Regions from separate parts of the Mus musculus genome. Here region 2 is linked to region 1. A link is a contact called in ENCODE Hi-C or POLR2A ChIA-PET data. All regions are on one chromosome and are shown on one strand. Each heading gives the region's core, a stretch centred on a gene start or an enhancer-like site at or near the end of the contact. The rest is flanking DNA. Distances are from core to core; before and after follow the strand shown.

Region 1 (6,180 bases), core at 3,357-5,856:
TTTGTTTGTGATGTATTTCCTTGTTAAATAGATAAAGGTGCGTGCTCACTTCCAATTCAGAAATATAAGTTGGATAAGCCAGTTATCACGACCTCACCTTGGGGCCTCATTCTCCCTCCACTAGCCAACTTCACATGTCGGTTGCAACATTTACAACAGACTCCCAAGGTGTCCTTTGTAAGATTTCTCTCAGACAGTTTAGCTACTCAGAGAACTCACTAACTTTGCTCAGATCTCCATTTCCATCTTCATCCCAAATGGTTAGAAAAATCAGAAATACTCCAGGTAAAATGGCTTTTAAGAGTCCGGGAGACCTCCTGCTTCCCCGAGCAACTTTTGCTGCAAGCCAGGATGGGGTAACACACTGAGAGGGTCTCTCTGGGTCCATGCTTGCTGTTAGCCCACTGCAGACACCGACTGGCCTTTCCCGCAACATCAAAATGAAGGCACAGAGTCATCTATGGATCATTTTCTCAAGGGGGTCAAACCATACATCTGCTCCCACATGAAGAGCGTGTTACCCTTCTGACCTACTGTGTGGTTTGCAGTGGCTCAGGCCCTGGCCTCCTCCCTCCTTCCCATCACTGCTAATGAAACACACCCTTTTCTCTCATCTCGTGCTGGTCCAGTTTTGTTTTGCAGGATTTCCCAGCGATTACCTTTATTGTGCCTCCTTTTAAAGATGCTGGAAAAGACAGCACTCTTTGTTCAAGATTTTTCAAAAAATATTTTGAATTCTATCTTCCCTGTAAACAAACCTTGTCTCCCCCCCCCTCCCCCTTCATAAGCAGTTTCTGTCTTCGTGTCTTTCAAGTGCCATGGGTCTTGTTGTTGTTGTTGTCGTCGGTGGGGGTGTGTTTGTTTTTGTTTGCTTGTGGGTTTTTTGGTTTTTTTGTTTTGTTTTGTTTTTTGTTTTTTTTTCCATCAAGAAGTGAAAGAACTGAAAAGGAGGCCATCTCAAATTCAGGCTTCTTTATAAGTGTGGCTTCCTTCTTTATAAGTGTGCTCGCTTTAAAACTGCTTAAACCCCTGTTTGTTGGAATCCCATGAAGGAAAGAGTAAACTGATCATCACAGGCTGGAGACAAACGCAGGTTGACCAGGGAGGAACAGAAAGCATGCAGAGGGCAGAGAGTGGAGACTTCTCCCAGGCAGGCTCATTCTGGGCGCATTGAAATTCCAAGAAGTTTAATGTTCAGGCGAGGGTGGGGAGAGCACCAATGAAGGAAGAGATGTTAAAAGATCCAAAGTTCCTGTTTCTTTTTTAGAGGGATAAGGAGAGGAAACAACATGAACAGTAATGTCTATCATTTGGTGTCTACTGTACTCAAGTTGAAAATAACAGTCTTGCAATCCTTAAAATATGTGCCTTCTGTCCCCTGCTTCTAAGAAGCACTGAAGCATCCACACTTTGGTCTTCCTTCTTCTTGGGCTACATAGGGTCTGTGAATTGAATCTTGGGTATTCCGAACTTTTGGGCTAATGTCCACTTATCAGTGAGTGCATACCATGTGTGTTCTTTTGTGACTGAGTTACCTCACTCAGGATGGTATTGTCAAGTTCCATCCATTTGCCTGTAAATTTTTATGAAGTCATTATTTTTAATAACTGAGTAGTATTCCATTGTGTAAATGTACCACATTTTCTGAATCCATTCCTCTGTTGAGGGACATCTGGGTTCTTTCCAGCTTCTGGCCATTATAAATATGGCTGCTATGAACATAGTGAGAACAAAATACTCACAGGAAGAAATATGGAGGCAAAATTTGGAACAGAGACCGAAGGAAAGGCCATCCAGAGACTGCCCCACCTGGGGATCCATTCTATAAACAGTCACCAAACACGGACACTATTGTGGATGTCAAGAAGTGCTTGCTGACAGGAGCCTGTTATAGCTGTCTCCTGAGAGGCTCTGCCAGAGCCTGACAAATACAGAGGTGGATGCTTGCAACCAACCATTGGACTGAGCCTGGGGTCCCTGATGGAGGAGTTGGAGAAGGGACTGAGGTAGCTTAGGGGGTTTGCAGCCCCATGGAGGGAGCAACAGTGTCAACTGGCCAGACTCCCCTGGAGCTCCCAGGGACTGGACCACCAGCCAAGGAGTACCCATGGCCGCATATGTGGCACAGGATGGCCTTGATGAACATCAGTGAGAGGAGAGGCCCTTGGACCTGAGGGTGTTTTATGTCCCAATGTAGGTGAATGCCAGGGCAGGAAGACTGGAGTAGGTGGGCAGGTGGGTGGGGGAGCACCCTCATAGAGGCAGGGGGAGCAGGGATGGAATAAGGGGTTCCCAAAGGGGAGACCTGGAAAGGGCAAAATATTTGAAATGTAAATAAAGAAATATCCAATAAAAAAAAAAAGAAAGAAAAAAGCCATAGCTTTACCAAGCTCCCCAAGACTTGTTTTTGATCTTGGGCTGCCCTTTGGGGGTGAGGGACTGATGGGCTCTACCTTAAAGAGATCCAGTTTCTGGGCCAAACTTGACTCATTTGCCATCTTTTAACCCATAAACCAGATGCTATCCATCCCCTCTCTGTTCAGGTTCCTCAAAACTGACCGTGCCCATCTGCCCCTGCCCCTTCCCCCACCCCACGCTGCTCTCAGATCTGTCCCTGCTGCTTGCTCTGCAGCTACAGCTTCTGACCTCCCTCACCTTTAGGCCTCAGTCAACCCCAGGACCTTATCTGCTCTCTCCCCAGATAACCAGTTCTGCCTCCTCCTTCTCTCACCCAAATATTACCTTTGCTTAGCATCCTGTCCAGAGGGTGCTCCAGTCTCCAGCCCTCAGTCTTTGCTGCCTCATGTTTTCCTAACATGACATGAGCTCATCTGACTCGCACTGACTCGCACTAATCCTCTTTCCTCCAGAGTCTGGGAAAACAGTGGCTGTGTCCTTTTTACTGTAACCCCGACATGGGCAGTGAGCACCCCCTAAAAAGAACACAGCAAATATTTGATGAATAGATCCGAGAATAACCTTGGACAAGACATACATTTACTTTAAAAAAAAAAATCTGTCAAATGCCAGAAAAATCTTCACTCTCTTCTAGTGCCCTAATGTTCAGTAATGTGTATGTTCTCTAAGACACTATTTCTGATCTCTCTATAGATGATGATGATAGATAGGTGATAGATAGATGAATAGATAAATAGATAGATAGATGTTAGATGATACATAGAGAGATGATAGATGATAGATAAAAAGTTTGTCAAGGAAGAAACTGCATATTATAAGTTAATATATTATATTTATATGATTATATACTAGTGTATGTATATATGTATATTATCACTTGTATAGCAAACGTGCTAACAGACAAAACCCCATTATCACCCATTCTGACTGCATTCCTTCAGTGATGTCACCGCAAATATCTAAACACCAGTCTCCTGTTGGGAAAGAGACCAAATGTTCTCATTGCCTACATGGGGTCCCCCACTGCACCCCCAGTTCTACAGCTATGAACCATGACTGCTGCCAGAGACTCCAGCAAGTCTCCAGAGCTTGAAGCACGTGAAGACCAGCTCATTCCTTTGATGTTACATCATTCACAGCTCGGCTAACTGAAAGACGTGACGATGCATGTGTTTCCTTTCATCTGCAGATAACTGGCCCAAAGAAGGCTCCAAGGATGCTGGACCCACAGACTGCTCAGCTGACCCAGCCGTTGGTGCACTGAGTCAACATCTCCTCCATTTGGTCCCACTGCCTGTTCTTCTTATAGCACACTGGATATTCCTAAGTATTTACCTCGCAGGAGTATTCAATTGTATCTGCAAACCTATTTTAAACATGGAAAAAGACTAGGGATTAGCCAGAATTAGAAACTTGACCAAGGCAATCTTCTGTCTCTATACCATCACTGTATTTCTAGGGCCAAGAGCATAGCTGCAGTTCAAACAGCCTCAGAGAGGATAGCGGGATGGTGGCATTAGAATCTGAGGGCAGACCCATCCAGTATTCTCTTCACTCTACCCTGTGGCTTCTCAGCACCCAGATTCAGAAAGCCAGAGGCAACCATGTTAAGGGATAGGAAAATGCCTATCATCTCTCTCTCTCTCTCTCTCTCTCTCTCTCTCTCTCAAATTTGTGAGATTTACTTTATGTATATGAGTACACCATTGCTTTCTTCAGACACACCAGAAGAGGGCATCAGATTCTATTACAGATGGTTGTGAGCCACCACGTGGTTGCTGGGAATTGAACTCAGGACCTCTGAAGAGCAGTCAATGTTCTTAACCACTGAGCCATCTCTCCAGCCCACACTTTGGCTACAGCAAGGCTCCAGGAACTTCAGCTTTCTGGCCTACACGATCGTGTGATTGCTCGCTGACACGGAAGGATGTTCAGAGAACCTAATGCCTGTCATGTCAGAATTTGTCTATGTTATAAAATACTTACAAAACAGCTTAATCTATTTCCTGTAACCAACTCGATGTTTAATAAGATGAGTTGCCACTAGGGGGCACTGAACTAGCACAGACCGGAGAGGAATACAGCAGCAAGGGAGCTGGAGGCTTCCCCCTGCTGGACGAAGAGTGGCACTGCCTTTGCTGTCCAGCTGCTTTCTCTGCTCTGCGGGAGCGGCTGTGGGAAGCGCACCCTCAAAGGGTCACCAAGCAGTACAGGCCTGGGGAGGAGACCGGCTCTCACAATACGGGTGGGGCGGGCGTCTCGGCATCGTCTGAGCAGCCACAGGAAGGTAACGGTCTTCCTCTGCATCTCCAAGTGATGTCACATTCTGGGCTTGGTCGGATACGAGATACTCCGTGTGTCCACTTTCCTGACACGGAAACGTAAGCTGCGTTCCTCTATAGAAAGCTGTAAGCTGTTTCTGGGTGTTGTCTGCCAGGTGAAGGCTTTTCACCTCTCCCTTTCCTGACCCTGCTGGTAGAAAGATGAGCTCTCTCAGGGGCCCTAGTGAGGTCACTCCTGTATTTTTCCTTAACACAACACAGAAGCAGCCCTCTGTTTCAGATTACAAAAGTCTTGCACAGCAAATCTAAGAGCCTGTTACAAAACATTTAAGTCAATAAAGGTTGCATCCCCAGAGGCTGGTCTTGATTAGTGGGTCTTCGTCACTTATTATGCAAACCAAGGCATTCTGAACACAAAATTGGTTCACTAATAATATTTAAGACAGACACCAACATCAACCAAGTTCGGGATCACTTGTCCGACCCTGTGTTTAGAAACTGCCGAGACGTCTACTGTCTTAACATTTTGCTTGGGGGTGGGGGGGGGGCTTCTTTATCATGAACCTGTTCAACCTTACTGTACAACCTTGTGTACACAAGCAGAAGTGTCCTGGTTCCCAGAGCTAGTTTATCTGCCTCTGATCAGATAGTTCAGTTCGTCCTCTTTCTGTCTCTCTCCATCCCTCCCTCCTTCTCACCCCCCATCTCTCTCTCTCTCTCTCACACACACCTATCTCTAAGCTCTTTTCTATGAGAAGTGACATCTCTGGAAGTTATATTTCAAAGGGCTTTCCCAGGCTGGAGAGAGGGTTTTGTGGTTGGTAATGGGTACTGCTTTCAGGACTGACCTGGGTCTAGTTTCCAGCTTACAGCTACTTATAAATCCAGTCCCAGGAAGATCTGCACACATACATGCCAATTCCCACACCACATGCGCATATATACACACAGATACACATATACCACACATATACACACAATGTCCTTTTCTAAGCAATGGCTATGATCTGTTTCAGTACACTGAAAATTGTCATGTGATTATTCAGTCAACATACCCTCATGAAAATGAAACTTTCCCTCTGCATGTCTGAGGCAAGCATAGAGAGTACAACTCAGCAGTGGAGAAACAGTGCCCTGTGTCAGGTGTGCAGGAAGCCACACAGGCACAGGTGTGCAGGAAGCCACACAGGTACAGGTGTGCAAGAAGCCACACAGGTACAGGTGTGCAGGAAGCCACACAGACACAGGTGTGCAGGAAGCCACAGAGGCACAGGTGTGCAGGAAGCCACAGAGGCACAGGTGTGCAGGAAGCCACAGAGGCACAGGTGTGCAGGAAGCCACACAGGCACAGGTGTGCAGGAAGCCACAGAGGCACAGGTGTGCAGGAAGCCACACAGGCACAGGTGTGCAGGAAGCCACACGGACACAGGTGTGCAGGAAGCCACAGAGGCACAGGTGTGCAGGAAGCCACACGGGCACA
Region 2 (6,177 bases), core at 3,241-5,740, 200 kb before region 1:
CACAGCAACAGATACCCTAACCGAGATAGTCATCAAATATCATGACTTGGTACAGTCTCACTTGAAAATGGACTTATGGCTTGATCCTTGTGTGTTCCAGTGCACACATTTAAAAGGTGTAGGGATGGGGTGTGTGTAAAATGATATGCTAAGAAAAGAAAGAAAATACATGTATATAAAATGCTCAGTTAAAACACAACACCAGGAATGTGCACTGGGAATTCCAGCCCTCGGGGGGATTGCAACAGGTTCTGGCTAGTACCATCTATCTTGCAAGTTCTCTGTGGCTTTGAGCTCTGTTTAAAAATAAAAGGCAACAATGACAATAAAAAAGCATTTTAAATTCACAATAAATGAAGTCAAGTAAAAGCTAAAATAAAATAGGAACAAAGTACGCAGAAACCAATAATGAACTCAGTAAATACTGAGTGACTCGTGTGTCAGTGTTCTGAATATACCTACTAAAATGCTGGCCCGTGGAGGAGAAAAGATCCCATGACCTTGTGAGCAAGTGGGGGTGGGGTGGGTGTGGGGAGGGGGTGTGGGAGAAGTCAGAGTGGAGCAAAGTGGGGTGGACTTGAGCAAAGTCACATTGTATGCACGTACAAGAGTCTTGAACACAAAAGGGCCATGTGTCAGATTTGGTGGAACCTTTGTTATGGGAGGAGCTGGGGGAAGGGAGTGGATATGTTAAAGACACTGTAAGAAATTCTCAGAGAATAAGAAACATCGTTTAAAATTAAAAACAAACACCGCTGCTAACATCCTGATCAACAGTGAAAAACTAGAAGCTTTCCACATGGATCAGGAGCAAGGAAAGGACTTCTTAAATAACACTCCTTCTCAGCATCTTACGGGAGTTTTAGTTAACTCGCTGGGACAGCAAATCAGTCAAAGGCTAAGGTACTGAGAAGGACAAAAGTCCATTCACAGACGACACAGCATCCACATAGAAAAGTCAAGGCATGGGGTATTGTAACTCAGCGAAAGAAACTCGTCTTTACACAGAAGACCGTGGGCTCAATCCCAACACAAACAAACAAACAAACAAAACCAACCAACCAACAAAACGTCAGGCAGGAGGAAGGAGGAGACAGGAAAAAAGGAGGGGAGGAGAAGGAAAAGAGAAAGAAAAGGAGAAGAGAATTCCAGGAGGGACTTTCCTATTTAATTTGAGGAATGTTAATAACCCTAGTATCTCCATTATTGATAATGAGATCCTGTTAGTCAATCAGGCATCTTCTAAATTCAGCGCTTCCTAATCGATACCAGCTAAATGAGCAAGGCAAGTCAATGACTGACGCTGCTGTTTCACGGCAGTCAGAATCTGCTGAGTAACTTATTCTACCTAATAACTGCAGCTCATGGTAACTGAGAACTTGGGAAGTGCCAAGAATAGGGCTAGTATTTGCGGTGGTTTGGATAAGAATGGCTCATATACTTGCATGCTTAGTCACCAGGGAGTGGCACTCTTCCATAGGATTAGAAGGTATGGCTTTGTTGGAGGAAGTGTGGTATTGTGGGTGTGCCTTGGGGTTTCAAAAACCATGCCAGGTTCTGTCTCTCTCTCTCTCTCTCTCTCCCTGCTTCCCTCTGTGTGAGTGTGTGCTTGTGAAACAGAGTGTGACTCTCGGCTACTGCTTCAGCTCCATGTGTGCCACAATGCTTCCTGCCATGATGATAATGAACTAATCTCTCTGAAACTGTAAGCCAGACCCCAATTCAATACTTCCTTTTGTAAGAGTTGCCTTGGTCATGGTGTCTCTTCCCAGCAAAAGAACATTGACTAAGACAGTCTCATCAGTAGTACTAGCAAGTGCAGCTTATCTGTTGAGGAAACAGAGATTACTAGGGGTGAAATAAACAATAGAAAGACACAGGTCCAACACTGGTGGGACAGGATGTAGAGGAATTTTAATCCAGGAACATGGCTGCTCTAATCACATCCAAAGACCTAGGTCTGTGTGATCTATTGGAATTTAATGTCACATGCCTTTCATCCCCCTGGCTGGAATATAGACATGCCTTTACTACACACCATTAAGGTAAGGTTAGTTTATAGAAGGAAGCAGCCATGTTTGAAAGTGATTTCTAATCGAGGGGCAGACAAAGTGATGGATCAGAGAAGGACTTGGCAGAGTCAGAGAAGGGATATGCCCATTTCTCGTGAGAACAGACAGGAAAGAGCTAGCTCAAGAGGGGAGCATGGAAAAGAGGGGGAGAGAGGCAGTTTTTACGGGGACAGTTTTACAGAGACAGGTTCCAGATGAAGACAGAAGGAGCCAGAGAAGGATCCAGAAGATTAGAACAGATTGCCAGAGTTAGTTTGAGGCCAAGCAGAGCAATTTAGTGAGAAGCCAAGAGAAGCCAGATTGAATCAGTCATCTTGGAGGGGAGTTTGAGCCAGAGCAGTTGAGTTGAACCAGCCAGCCAGAGTTCAGAAAGGGCAAGCTTACTCATCAGCCAGCCTCTAAGATGACAATCACACCAGGGATGTACAAGTGACTGTTACAGCAGGGATTTGAGTTCTGGCACGTGATGCCTGGATCCGTTTGTAAGCCTGTCTTCACACAGCTTCAACACAGTAGTAGGAGCCCAGCAACCTCTGCATCACATAGGTAAAGCTTTCTATTCCAGTGACCATCGAATGGTCCTGTGAAAGAGATGCCCGTTCAGCTCCTATAACCTTCTGTTCAAGAATGACTCGCACTTTGCATACTCGGATTACCTAGAAAAATCCAGAACGTTAGAGAAAAGTGATGAACTAATCTGCCTAAGTTGATTTGAAAATGAGGGTAAAGAATGTGATTTTTTTCATGCTTTACATTTATATTTAAATCTGTGGCCAACTTTGAGTCTCTTTCTTTTTTCCTCTACTTCTCTTTCCTCATATTCCTGCCTCCTCTTTTGAGATAAGGTCTCCTTCTATAGCCAAGGCTGGCCAAGACCTCATTATGTTGCCAACATTGGCCTTGAAATCATGGTCATCCCCCTGCCTCAGTCTCCCAAGTTCTAAGATTAGAGTCATTAACTAGCACAGGGGAGTTCTTTATTTTGGAAGAAGACACAATCCCACACAGTTCTTAGAAATACGTATATTGTTTGCAGATGTGTAACCCATCACAGGATGGTCCAGTGGTCAAGGAAGAAGACGACTGTCTAACTAGAGCCATTACTGGAGTTGTTGGGAGAACTCACTGTTGGGATAATATTGTGCACCGTGTAAACACCGTCTTTGTATTATTCAAATGCTGATCTCTCTGTTGGCAGAGGGCCAAGTACAAGCTGACTTTGGTGTCGTTATTAATATGGCTGCATCATATTTTGTAAACCCACCCTCTCTCACCTTCTGACTGGTTTATCAAAAAGCTGACGGCCTGTAACAAAAACAGGAAATAGAAGGTGGGACTTCCTGGAAGAGAGGGGAACTCTGGGAGAGAGTCAGGCCCGGGAGGATTCATCAAGAAGATGGAGAAGAAGCTGCAGGCCTGGAAGGAAGGAGAGGTAGCTAACCAGTTACATGGTGAGACTTAGATTAGCATAAACGGAATAGTTGAGCTCCGAGCCAGCTGGAAACAAACCTAACTTCAGGCCTAGGCATTCATAAATAAATATATGTCTCTGTGTCATTATTTGGAAGCTGGCAGTCCCAAAGCAAGTCCTGTTACAAGTGCTGTTGGAGATAGTGTGTGTGTGTGTGTGTGTGTGTGTGTGTGTGTGTGTGTGTGACTATGTATATCAAACTTCCTGAATTTTTTAGTCTTACCCTCCCAGACCTGCCCAAACCTCCTTTGAGTTGATAAGGACAAATATTGTCCGATGCTGATGTTATTTTGAGTTTTATAGAAAGTCCTGCCTAACAATTTGAACTAGGCTGTGCGTGTTTCCATTTGGTTGCTAGGCTGCATTCTGGGTCACTTCCCAGCAGCCTAGGTGACAGCTCTTCATGGGACACCTGAATAGCTGTAAGGTGATGAACTGTGAGATATCACATGATACACAGCCTTTAAAATAGGCAGTGTGACATAATGCACCCGCTGTGACCCAGGTTGTGGTGGAAAGTATCTGGAAGAGGAAAAATGAGATTCCGATGGCTGAAAGATAGCCAGTTTAGAATCTAGGCAGGGGTAGGGAAGACGAAGGCCAAGGAAGCTTTCTACACTCCCACCCGTCCCCCAGGGACAGTTCTGAAGCCCTACACTGTCCTGTAATGTGCCACAGACAGAAGCAATACAAGAGAAATGGAACTAGGGCTTGCTAAAGACATCAGAGCCCCAGGAAATCTCCTGGCCGAGAAGTTGGACAGATCTCTTGACACTTATTCTTTGTTTCCAGAATCTTCCACGTCTATCTCAAAAGTTTCATTGATCACCTTGCCCTTCTTTTCCAGATAATAGTACAGGCTTTCCCCGCCCGAGATCAGGCCAGCAATTTGGCTGCCCCGCGTCTTTCCAAATTGACTGCGTGGGAAACGCAATTTACTTCCTCCTCCAACAGTAGGTGGCAGCACTAACCTTGTTCATTAGGTTCCCGCATCTGTAAAAGCAAGCCGAATTTGCTCAGTGGCAACAGTTTAAGGTCAGGCCTTATTTAAAATGTAAAGAAGATAGGCAAGTAGGCAAGTAACTTAAAAACCCGACTAATCACTTAGCAATTAAGAGACTGGAGACACTGCCCACATTTACACTCATTGAAATGTGAAGCAGAAACCTGACTCATTTTTATTATTTTTTCTTCTTCACTGGAGTCTCAGGCAAAGCTGGCAGCCAGTAGAGCATTTCTGAAGAAAATAAGTGCTTGAAGTCAGATATGAGAATTTGTATTTTATTATGTGAAATTTACATCTCAAGCCCCCGACAGCTCAACATTTTGAAATCACACTTATTTACTTGTGCATGGGGGTGGGGGAGGGGACTCATGGGGGGGGGGAGGTCAGAGAACAACTTTCAGAAAGGGGTTCTCTTTTAACAGATTTCCCTTTTTAAGAGCAGCCTTAGGTCAAGAGCAAAATTGAGAGAAAAGTGCAGAGAGAAGCCCATGTGTCCTCTGGACATCTCCAAACTACAACCATCCACACAGAGTTTCTGCCTGCTGCTGGTGCTCAACATGACTAGTTAATCAGCTTCACACGTCCGTAGTTTACCTTGGTCTTCACCTGGAACTGTACGTTCTGGGAGTTTGGAACTAGAGCTAAAGCGGTGTTTTCTCCTATGCTGCGTACAGAGTACCACCACTGTCCTATATGTCTCCACTCACTCCCCACCCACTCCCTCCAACCTCTCCACTACTGAATGTTCTGCCTTCTCTGTAACTTGGTCCTGCCACTGGTGGGGGGGGGGGTCTTACAGTGTTTCTTGTTATGTGATTGGTTGTTTCCCTCGTCAAAGAACCTCTAAGTTTCCCCCACTTGCTTCCTTGTCAAGACGGTTCATTTTCCTCACTGCCGAGTACAAGCCCTTGTCTGGATGGGCCACAATCTACTCTCCCACTGACCTGAAGGATGCTTGGTTCCTTCCAAGTTCTGGATCAGATATAAAGCTGCTATCAGCATCTGTGGGTGGGCATATGTTCCCGGGTCATTTGAGTACATGTAAAAGCCTGGTTACTGTAACGTGGTGGTGTGTTTAGTTTTGTTGGAAGCTACCAAACCATCTCCATAGTTCATGGCGTTTCAGGGCCCCAGCAATAGGTGAGACCTGCTGCTCTCACCTCTAGAATTGGGTATTGGGGTTGGTCAGGGCTGCAGAGGACCCTGGTTCAAATCCCAGCACCCATTCATTTTCTTATGGGTGACATTTAAGAGTCCTTAGCAGAGTCGTGTCAATAAGATAAACACCTCTAGTGCTCACCCCCTTCCACAAGGATAGCCAAAGAGAAGAATAAACTACCACATTCCGACAAAACAACTAAAGAGAGTATGGCGTACATCAGGGGACTGGACATCGGCACCTTGGACATTGGGACCCTGCACACTGACAGGGTGGTCATTATGGACTCTCTGTAGAACTCATGGGTGGTTGGCCCAGCACAGAAAACTACCTGGATTCTATGAGCCCCAGTGTCCCCAAAGGAGGACTTGGTGGCTGTGCCCTGCTTTCCATGGACAGTGTGGTGTCTCTGAGGTGACATCTTGGAACCAGAACTGCTGTTAATGCGCTGTCCTCTGGAGACAGGAAC

The links. A loop is a pair of places that touch in the nucleus more often than their neighbours do. ChIA-PET counts read pairs that join two places held with the same protein, here RNA polymerase II (POLR2A).
Region 2: a loop to region 1 is called in a map of left cerebral cortex, with 5 times the contacts of the local background. The contact joins two enhancer-like sites. A Hi-C loop is called at or near these places in 4 of 37 maps with a recorded cell type or tissue (all left cerebral cortex). POLR2A ChIA-PET finds 5 or more read pairs at or near these places in 2 of 5 experiments (both embryonic stem cell).

What each region holds. Positions count from the first base shown.
Region 1 is chr15:96,935,262-96,941,441 of GRCm38, reverse strand. No RefSeq gene overlaps it. Among named protein-coding and RNA genes, the nearest start is that of Gm32677, 100 kb to the right of the region's middle. Within about 2 kb of position 4,606, at least 1 of the 3 ENCODE cell types and tissues checked has a DNase peak (open chromatin) inside an H3K27ac peak, as active enhancers do.
Region 2 is chr15:97,133,800-97,139,976 of GRCm38, reverse strand. No RefSeq gene overlaps it. Among named protein-coding and RNA genes, the nearest start is that of Gm33149, 26 kb to the left of the region's middle. Within about 2 kb of position 4,490, at least 1 of the 3 ENCODE cell types and tissues checked has a DNase peak (open chromatin) inside an H3K27ac peak, as active enhancers do.